Linked DNA regions of Homo sapiens: region 2 is linked to region 1. The links are chromatin loops, found by intact Hi-C in ENCODE. Cell type or tissue: CD4-positive, alpha-beta T cell. All regions are shown on one strand. Links, peaks and the distances in the headings refer to the core of each region. The heading gives the core; the rest is flanking DNA.

Region 1 (5,385 bases), core at 316-5,315:
CTGGCTTCCCTGTTTATGCCAATCACCACCATCCATTGGGCTCTTTAGGATTAAAATGGGCGATCTTTGATGACTCCTTCTCTTTAGGCCTCTACTTCCACTTTGGGATGTCTCTCTTGCTTGTCTTTTTTGTCTGAATTTTCCCATGAATCAGGGCATTTTCTCTTTACAACTGTTATTACAATAGGTTGCTAATGGTTTCACTGTCTCCAAATTCTTCCTCTTACAGAGTGAACCCAGCAGAAGAACCAACTTCAGTCAAAAATTTTATAGGCATAGTAAAATGGTGCCATTTTGCCATATAAAATCAAATTCAACATGCATTCAGACTATCAATAAAATATGAGTTTATATTGTCAAGCCTTTCTGGTTCTGAAATATATAGTAATAACTAGCTATGTGATCTTGGGCACATTTAATTCTATGAATTGCAATGTCCTCAGTCTGTTAACTGTTGATATTGTTAGTATATGTGCCTAACTCAAAGGGTTGTTTGAAAATTAAATGGGATAACAAATGTAAAGTACTTAATAGTAATAGTTGCAATAACTATTTGTTGTGGTCCTACTATTGATCAAACATTAGTCTAAGCTATTTAAATGAATTATGTCACATCAACCCTATAACATGGATACCATTATTATTTCTAGATGAGAAAACTGAGGCCCAGAGAAGTTTAAAAACTTGCTTAAGGTCAACTAGCTAAGAAGTGGCTAAACCAGGATTCAAAACTGGGCAGTCTTACTTGGACAAACCTGTACACCATTCTGTTACATGGAAATAACTTAGTATATAGTAGTTAATTTGTTATTTATTATCATTATTACCACTTTAAAGAGAGGAGAAAACCATTTTTCTGCTTTCCTTCAAGATTTGTTTCTGAAGTTGAGCCTTAGCATCACTTTCGGAAGAGATGGATAATTCTTGATAATTAAATGTGGTGGGTACCACTTGTTTGTACTTCCCAAAGAGAGGTAGGAAGGATGGTTAGGGGTTCTTGCACTGCCTGGACCTTGTAATCACCCTGGTCCTCCCCATATCCACTTTGCCTTTCATAATATCCTTAATATTATAAAATGGGAATGACACAGGCAATCTCTGACTCGGGCATAGTTCATAGTGACAGGCCAAAGATTTATTCTCTGATTGCCCCTTACAGTTCCTTTAGGGCTTTCTCGTGGATAGAACCAGAAAATTCTCTGTGTGTAGCTCTGCTTGTTCTACCTCAGACATTTCTGCCTCAGAAGACAATTTAAGAAAGGGAATCTCCCCAGTGGCTTCCCAGCAAATAATTCTTTTGGTTTCTACTACAGTTATTTTATTTCTTGCCCCTAGGGTATCTTTTGCACCACAATCATCAAATGGTCTTATCTAACCATCTTCTGCCTGCTGACGATGCTAAAAATAGAATAAAATGCCTTATTACTGGTTTTGAAGTTCCTTTCTAGGTACCCATGAATTATTATATTTCTGCCTTGTATGTGGCACACCATACCCTCCCTGTTCCTTTCCTTTCCTCAACAGTGTGTTTTCCCCCTGAGCATCTGGCTGTTTATATTTGAACATCTAGTCTTTTGGATTCGTAGCAAAAATTGACCTTGCCCTTCTAATAATGAGATTTTCATAGATCCTAGAATCATAAAATGCTAAGTCTTGAAGGAATTTTATAGGTAACAGAGGCCAACAGATTCCTTTTCTAGTGAGGAACCAAGACCCAAAGAAGCCAAGGGTCAGATGCAAGCTACAAAGCCTATGATGGGAGGAAGCCGGAACCATACCAAAGACATCTGCTCCATTTGTTTCTTATGAGTTGGAGTAGGATACCTGGAAATAATGAGGAATTCACAGTATATTTTCCCCAAATGTTTTAAGTTTTTGTATCAGTGGTTTTCTTAATACATTTTCAGGAGACCTGCAGGAATAGAATTCCAGGATTTAAAAAATTGAGGCATAGAAAGACAAGAATTATAGAGCTGGGATTGTGTCCCTTAAGGATCATCTTTCTTTCCCAGTGGTACTTTGTACAGTGCTTTGCGCACAGCCAACCCTCAACAATGTTGATGACAATGATGGTTAAGGATGACTATGTCTCATATTTCTCTGTTCTCAGTCCTTTTCTACCATTTTGTTCCCCATAGCCCCAGCTATTTCTGTGTTTCAAGCCTTCTAGAAACCTGCCTCATCTTGTTTGGAGTTTAATGAGGGCATTGGGTATGTATTCTGTAGCTGCCTTCCATAGTTATGATGATAGTAATAACTTCAAATGATTAGGGATCTACCCTCAATCACACATATACATTTTGAAACCTTTCTAAACTTGAGGAAGTATGTTCCTAATATGTTACCAGTTATTGCAAAAAAGAAACATTCTCTGGTTAGAATGTTTCTAACCAGAGAATGGAAATACCAGATGAAACAAAATTAAACAATTTAATGTTGATTTGTGTTTATAGAAATTTTCAGGATCTTTAGAACACTAATGTGAACCCTGAATTTCTAAGGGGACAGGGTGATAAAATATGTAGAATTCCCCAAACATATTTGACCATAAAATCATTTACTCATTGAACATCTTTCTAATGGGACTGTTTCAAATGATCAGATACCTTTCCCTAGGGCTTGTTTCCTTCTGAGTAATGTCTAAGACCGTGCCTCTTCTCATTATTTATCATTTCAGGACAGATGCTGTTATTTCTCAGCCTGAATTTCTGTTATTTCTCATCCTGATTTTCTCTAACCATAAGCTGTTTAATTCTGACCTCATATGTGAGCTGCTCAGTTCCCATAATCATCTCAGCTGTCCTGTTCTAATCTACAGTTTTCAAGGTGCAGAATCAAAAAAGTTAACGATAATTACAGTGATGACAACTAATATTTATTGAGTTTATGCTGTGGACCAGACGTTGAGCTAACATGTGTTATAACATCCTACTTAATTGTCACCACAGCCCTATGAGGTAGTTATTAATATTTTCATTTTACACATGAGGAACCTGAAGAGAGCTTATGTAACTTCCCCCAAGAAAGTGGCATGTGGAGGAATTAGAGCTGGGTTTTTAACCTGTGTTCGACTTTTACCTGATACCTGGCATTGCCCTTTCAGTGCTAATTCTCTCTCTCTCTCTCTCTCTCTCTCTCTATATATATATATATATATATATACACACACACATATATATATGTGTGTATATATATGTGTATATGTATATATGTGTGTGTGTGTATATATATATATATATTAATAAAAATGTGCTGCCTCTCCGAGCAGAATCATTTTAAAAGCAAAGGGCCCGTGGTCCAGCCTTCAGTTCACTCTTTTGTGCTTGGCACAGTACTTGGCATTCTGTAGCAAATACTCCTAGGAAAAGAGAGATTAAGGAACTTGCCAAAACCATTCAGGTAGTAAATGATAGACCCACGTTTTGAACACATACTCCGCTCATCACACCCTCTCATGGAGTTCTCATCAGCACCACGCTCAGTGTACCAGGTGAGTCCCCCTTGTTTTTTTAGGCCACCCCCACTCGGCTTCTGAGCATCCCAAACAGGGAGTTTTGTCCACTCCTAACCCCACGTTCATTCTGCCCTCTCCCTAACAGAAAGCATCCTAAACCTTGTGAACTAAATTTACTGGTAAATGGCTAGTGGGCTAATGGCACTTTGGTGGTTCTCCTTTGCTAATTTTATTGTCGTTAGGAAGATGTCCTCAACCCCAGCACTTTCCATTTGGGAGCTTTTCCAGAGGTCAAAATCTCTCAATTTACAACCAAAACGCCAGGGCGGCAGCGAGAGTGCGCGGCCCGGTCGTGGTACGCCCCTGGCAACCCCGCGGCACCGTTACCTCCACGCACGAGCCATTGGCGCGCCCCGTTGTAGCCACTGGAGACGCCACACGGCCTTTTAGGAAGGCGGGCCATCAACTGGTGTTCAGGAGAGAAACGTGGCCACCTCCCCGCGGGCGGGTGCTGATCTGCAGTGGAGACTGCGCCCCCACGCAGAGAGCAACCGAAATCCCCTCGGGCCGCTGGGTCTTGCTTGCATGGCTGGACGCCGCCTGTCCAAGGCTTTAGCGACCGTGTCTCCCTTCATGACCTTGGCCTCTGTGACAGGCGACCGTGTCTCCCTTCATGACCTTGGCCTCTGTGACAGGCAGGCCCGGCAGCTGCCCCAACATCCTGGCCAGCTGGAGCCTGTTTTCCTCACATAGGTTTTCTCTAAACTTCATCACGTCAGGTTCGAAGCGCACTGCTGAGAAGCCCCACGAGAAGGCCCGGACATCTCCGTACCCTGGCTCCAAGGTGGAGCGAAGCCTGGTTCCCCATGAGAAAATGAGCTGGCTGGTCGAGTGGCGAGAGTAACGCCCGTGGAGTACATTGCCAGCTCTGTCTTGCCTGGGCCCGTGTGGGCAGACCCTCAAGTGGGTGAAAGGAACTTCTCTCCTAAGTTTAACGAAAAGGATGGGCATGTGGAGAGAAGGAACCAGCATGGCTTATATGAGATTGAGAAGGGTAGACTTAGAAATCCTGCACCTCGGACAGGACTGGTTGGCCAAGGGCCTTTGGGGTGTTGGGGCCCCAATCATGCTGTAGATTCCATCTTAACCAGATGGAAAAGGGATAGCAAGGGAAACGAAATTATCCACCCTATTTCTGGAAAAAATATCCTGCAATTTGTAGCCATCAAAAGGAAGGACTGTGGAGAATAGGCAATCCCAGGGGGTATGGTGGATCCAGGAGAGAAAATTAGTGCTACATTGAAGAGAGAATTTGGCGAGGAAGCCATGAACTCTTTACAGAAATCTAGGAAAGAAATGCAGGAGTTGGAGAGACAATTGCACAAACTCCTCAGTCAGGAACATTTTGAGGTCTATAAAGGCTACGTGGATGATTCTAGAAACACAGATAACTGCTGGATAGAGACAGAGGCTGTGAACTACCGTGATGAAATAATGGACCATCTTCCTCTGGAAGCTGGCGATGATGCCAAGAAAGTGAAATGGGTGGACATTAATGATAAACTTGAGCTTTATGCCAGCCTCTCCCAATTTATTCAACTTGTGGCTGAGAAACGAGGTGCCCACTGATGTGAGGATATGTATCCTGATTGCCAGGGATAGTAGCTTGGAGTCTCATGTGAGCCAAAGGCCTTCAAATGATCAAGAGTGGATAAGAGGCAAACAGCACATAACTCCCACTAAACAGGACAGGGAGGGTCACCTCTTTGGTGATTACTTCCAAAACTGTGCTGTGTGAAGGCTTTGTATTAAGGAATAATAATAGACAAATACGGGGAAATGGGATCACAGAATTTTTGGCTTTCCTGTTAGAAGAAGAATATACTCATATGCTGTATATATTGTATACATGGTTTAAACTAACTTACACA
Region 2 (5,385 bases), core at 261-5,260, 120 kb after region 1:
AAAGAGGGACACATGGATGATGATTTGAGCCAAAAAACACAGGAAGGGTCATCTAATTATGGGACAGGCCAGCTGTCAGGGCAAGAAAATTTGCCAGTGTGTCGCTTTGCCTGCAAGTTATAGAAACCCAATGCTAATTAGCTCAGGCAAAAAGAGAATTTATTGGAGGAATAAGGGGGTGCCTCATATAACTGCCAACAAAGTGGGGAAGGGGCAGCTCTGACCCAGTGATCAAATGTCCCCAGGGCTGTCTCTGTCTCTCATCTCTACTTCTCTCTGAAGAGCAGAGGCATCACTACCTTGAATCAGGACCAGCATTCAACCCATCGGGGAACAGGATTGTTCACAGGGCTAAAGTCTTATGTCCTGTGGCTTCTACCCCCAGAGGGGAGATGGTCCTCTTCTTTTAGTTCCAACTCTGTGGAAATAATCTAATGAGCCTGGCTTTCCCAGGTCAGATGTCCCAGTTTAAGTTTCTGACCATTTAAAAAGGCAATTGCTAGTTGCAGACAAATAGCTAACATTGTTACCTACTCCTGGGGTGATCGATTGTGGATAGAGAGGTGGGGTCCTGATCAATCCACCTTGGGTTCATTCTCCTCTGGATCTGTCAGACATGCATGTAACAGGCCGTGTAAAACAGACACAGCCCTGGAGCCTCATCTCCCTGAGTCCTTGCTGTTCTCAGAGAAGGAAAAATCACTTCGAGCTTCAGTTGGTGTCTTTTACATCCAAGAATCTGGATGGGAATTGGAGCACAGAGTTTTTCCTTGGGAGGAAACAGGTAGGAGCCCCAATATTATATACCGTGTTTTGCCATTCCTGATAATAAGGCAGTTGGCCTGAGAGAACAGTATTACCGGGAGCCCCTGAAGGGCCGGGACAATGCCTCATCACCGCTGGGTATATCCCAGGATGCTTGTGAGCAATCCACAATGGTGGAGTTGAAGGGGGCTTGTTACAAACTCAATCGTATAAAGTGCTGGTGAGCACGGGCAAGTGCCCACTGTGCTGACCTGACAATGGGGAGGACTTGAGCTTAGGGAGGCCCTGTGGCAGGGACAACAGGCACCAAAGCCGCCTAAGAGCCAAGGATGTTGGTTGTTGCTTGGAACTGTGAAAATGTAAAGGTAGCTTACCTTTCCTGCCTACTGGTCCCTCCTAGATAACACATCTAAGGCCACCCAATTCACATTTGAAAAGGAAAAATGTGGTCAGTCTCTGTTTACATCCCAAGCAACTGCTGTGAGGGATTCTTGATGGAACTGACTTAATCATACAATTGTTTTGATATCACACAGACAACCACAGTTTTTAGTTTGGAAAAAATTTATGTGTGCATTGACCTGACGCCAGCTGATGGCAGCTTCATCTCCCGGTCTCGCTGGGCTTTGCTGAAACCAGACCCTAAAAAGTATACTTATGATATTAAACTTGTATTTTTTAGTGTTGGAAGAATTATCACTTTCTAAACAGAGCTGGATAATTGGAAAAGGACAGGGGGAAGCTCCTGAAAAACTGTAGTTGAGTTTATGCTTCACTGCTCATAAGAGCAGAGACTGGCATCCGCCTCCTAACTTATATGTGCCACTGAACATTTTATGTGAAGTTCTGTTTCAGGGACTCAATTAAATCTATGTTTCACCCAGCTCTCTCTATATGATAAGTCATGGTCTACCAGCCTTCTTCCATGGCAAAATAAAACTCCATGAGTGGATTCAACCATCATTTGCTACTTGAAAATGCCTCAGAGTCATCTTTTTCTATTTCTACTTTTACTTAAGTTTCTGTCTTTTTGGACACATTCTTAATTTTTTTAATTAAAACTCTATCCTTTTAGGGATATATGTCAACATATCAACTGCTTTGTCACATTCTTTGCTAACGCCAATGTCATCAGAATTTAAAAAGCTGAAGTGAGGAATTGCGTTTTGGAATGAAAGCCACGTGAGCAGTAAGGGCAGCCAGCCAGAACCTTCCGGGGAAGTGAATGAAAGCAGAACTGTGGTGGAAGAGTTTAAATCCCCTTTACAGTTCCCGTCATCCTCCCCCATTTCCCAGCCTCTAGGGCCGACTGGAACAAAGGTGGTGTCATATTCCCTGGGCACACTGCCTGCCACTGCACTTTTGTTTTTTCCAGTTTTTTTTTTTTTTTTTTTTCTTTAGAGCAGTTTTAGGTTCACAGTAAAATTGAGAGGAAGGTACAGAGACTTCTTTCCTATATACTCCCTGCCCCAACACAGTCACAACCTCCCCCATGACCAGCACTCCCCACCAGAGCAGTGCATGTGTTACATCGGCACATCGTTATCATCCAAAGTCCACAGTTTACACTTGGGTTCATTCTTACTGTTGTCCATTCCACGGTTTGGACAAATATATGATAACATGTATCCTCCATTATAATATTACACAGAATAGCTTCTTCCACTGCTCTTAAAATCCTCTCTGGTCTGCCTATTCAACCCTCTCTTCTGACCTCTGACCTCCATTGATGTTTTCATTGTCTCCACAGTTTTGCCTTTTCCAGAAGATTCTACAGTTGGAATCATGCAGTATGGACCCTTATTGGATTGGCTTCTTTCACTTAGTCATGAGCATTTAAGTTTCCCTGTGTCTTTTCATGACTTGAAATGATAGCTCATTTCCTGCCACCATACTTTTAGTGTAAGCACCAAGTTTTCATTCTTCCTGCCCCCACCTTGACAAAGCATACATCTTAGAATCATTTCCTTGCCACCAACTTCCCCTGTGTGGGTGAGAGAAAATCAGATTACACACCAAAGTCTAAACATCGTGCTTCTCCACTGGTTTCCTGGTACCCAGTGTCCTCCTGGGCTTCGAGATTTCCTGTTTGAAAACCAAATGTGTTTGCCACCTTGTGGTCTGTATTTTTAAATTTGTTTTTAGCCAGATATTGTTATCAATAAATTCATTGCCTAGGGCCGTAAGTGTAAGTGTGTGCCATGTATTTGTCCTTGTTTAAGATTTCCATTCCGTTTAACAATGATGGTTAAAGTTACGAGGCTATTCATATTGGACATTTGTACATCAGAAATACAGAACTGTCTCTCAAAACCCTGCATATCAGAATAGTTAGCAGCAGCATGGGGAAAAGTATCCAAGAAGCTATTTCATTTCCATGGCAGCCAGGACCCAGACGCGAAAGCTTTATAGATTAAAATCAATGCCTGAATTGCATTCAGAAAGCCTGAATTGCCTGTCAGACTTCAGGACCAGCGGCTCAATGTGATAAATGAGGTGGAGGGCTGCATCCAGGCAAGGGAGTGCGTGCCGCATTAGCCAGCACTTTGGATCCTTTTTCAAGGCAAATACCAAATGGGATGAATTACTGGGAAACAGCAAATGAATGTCAAGAATTTGAGATGTGGGGGTTATAATTTACTAATTACTGGGAAAAGATGAACACAAAGTCAATGTGTGAAAGAATGTGGTAGGGGGAAGGCTAGATCAGGGAGACAAAGAGAGTGAGCTGCACAGAAGGCTGCTCCTGTTTTCTGTTTTGATAAAAAGAGATGGATTTTAGAGGCATAGATACCTGGTTGAACTCCCAGCTTGGTCATTACCAGACCAAATTGTATTGTGTCATAAATTGTAATTAGCATGAAAAGACACGTATATGAACACCAAGCCTCATACCTGGCACATAGTGGGCAGTCAATAAATGTTAAATCTGCCTTTTCCCAGATCCCTTTCTATTCTTTTCTTATTTAGCAAGCAATCTCAGTACTAAGTCATAAGAGACTTTGTACAATGATTCAGTGTTGGAGAATGAGCCTACCTTCCTCCCATGGCAGGTCACTGATATTCAAAGACAGTGAAGCAAAGATGCAGAATTGAGAAACTTGCAGAAATGCTGTCACAAAGACTGGGTTCACTATAAAACTGCATACATATTATGACGTTTTGATGCCTGTACAGATGTGTCACATGGCAAAATAATGGACCATGGTTTTATTCTCCCGTGCTCTTGCCTCTCTTTTGTGACACTAATGCATTCTCTGAGCCCAGTGGGAGCTAGGCAGAGTAGTCTATCAATCACATGCTCCCAACAGGGCTACAGCTCTCAAGCAGCCAAGACAGGGACTTCCTAGGGTCTCCTCTCTGCCACCATGGATAGGAAGGATATCATCTGAAGAGGAACCACGGAGTAATTGAGCAAGATGTGAAAGAGCAGCCAAGAGACACAGATGCTTATGCTGGACACTTGCCAACCAGTTGTGCAAAATGAAGGGGTCAGACCAGAGCATCACTTCTTTCCCTATTTTTACTAGTTCTTTAAGAGACTGTGTAAGGAAAATATACACTCCCCTCCCTTTCTCGGTACTAGTGCCCTCGATTTTTGGTTGTGGATATGGGTACTCAGAATGCCGACCACACTGACCAGTCTTCCTTGCAGCTGTGCCAAGTGATGAGGTTCTGGACAATGATATGAAAGCATAGGTAGTATGTGCAACTCCTTGGAAGTGTCATTGGAAAGGAGAGTGCATATGTCCTTCTGCTGTCCTTCCTTGTTCTTGCCGGTGTTATGCGTTTGTAGTGGCTGAAACTGGAGCAGCCATCTTGGACATGGATGTGGAAGCTACAAGCTGTGGAGGGTAGAACAATGCAACAGAAGGAGACAGGGTTCCTGAGGCTGTCTGGGGCCATGGCCAACCCTAGACTATCTAGATTTCTTTTATGTGTAATAAAGGAAAAAATGTCAGCTATTCTGAATTTTATGTTACTCAAAATTAAACCTTAATCTTAATTAACTAATAGAGATTTTAATAAATGTTCTACTAAAATGGGTCCCTTGGGCAAATAAATCCTGGAAATGTTGTGTATTACAGACACTTTTTAAAGATTTGCAGTGCAATTTAGCCCATTACAGGCTAGTATCCGTGGGCTCTTGCAACTCAGAGTATAATCCCTGGACCAGCAGCATCAATATCACCCAGGAGCTTGTTAGAAATGCAGAATCTGGCCAGGCTCAGTGGCTCGTGCCTGTAATCCCAACATTTTGAAAGGCTGAGGTAGGAAAATCCTGGAACCCAAGAGTTTAAGACCAGCCTGGGCAACATAGCAAGACCCCATCTCTGTTTTTAAAAATGCAGAATCTCAGGCAACCCCAAACCTACTGGGTCAGAATCTACATTTTTAACAAGACTCCCAGGTTATTTGTCTGCAATTCGTTTGAGAAGCACAACCATAGATTACAATATGGAAATGGCATCCTATGGTCTTTGAGTCTGGAATAGAAGTAGCAGCATACTGCCAGTGGGTATGTCTGGAGATCCTGGAGCACAGGAATGAGCATGGGTGGTTTTCACAGCCATAGAATGGCCGTGTGCTCTTCAAGCCTGAGGTTGCTGCTATCAACTC

The links. Hi-C counts contacts between places; a loop is a spot of excess contacts. Peaks named below come from ENCODE experiments on the same cell type or tissue, not always from the same donor. Only the 100,000 strongest peaks of a DNase experiment are listed, where the experiment ranks them.
Region 2: it touches region 1 in a loop (1.9-fold over the local background); 10 of 110 quality-filtered maps call a loop at or near these places.

What each region holds. Positions count from the first base shown.
Region 1 is chr10:91,152,325-91,157,709 of GRCh38, reverse strand. It overlaps the pseudogene NUDT9P1 and a transcript of PCGF5 not described here. Among named protein-coding and RNA genes, the nearest start is that of PCGF5, 66 kb to the left of the region's middle. In CD4-positive, alpha-beta T cell, for the core only: no CTCF peak of the experiment used is centred there; no DNase peak of the experiment used is centred there.
Region 2 is chr10:91,031,612-91,036,996 of GRCh38, reverse strand. It overlaps LOC105378430 (a long non-coding RNA gene), which reads right to left and starts at 3,831. Exons shown (of 3, transcript NR_134319.1): 1 at 3,803-3,831. In CD4-positive, alpha-beta T cell, for the core only: no CTCF peak of the experiment used is centred there; a DNase peak (open chromatin) is centred at 2,766; H3K27ac peaks cover 1,375 bases.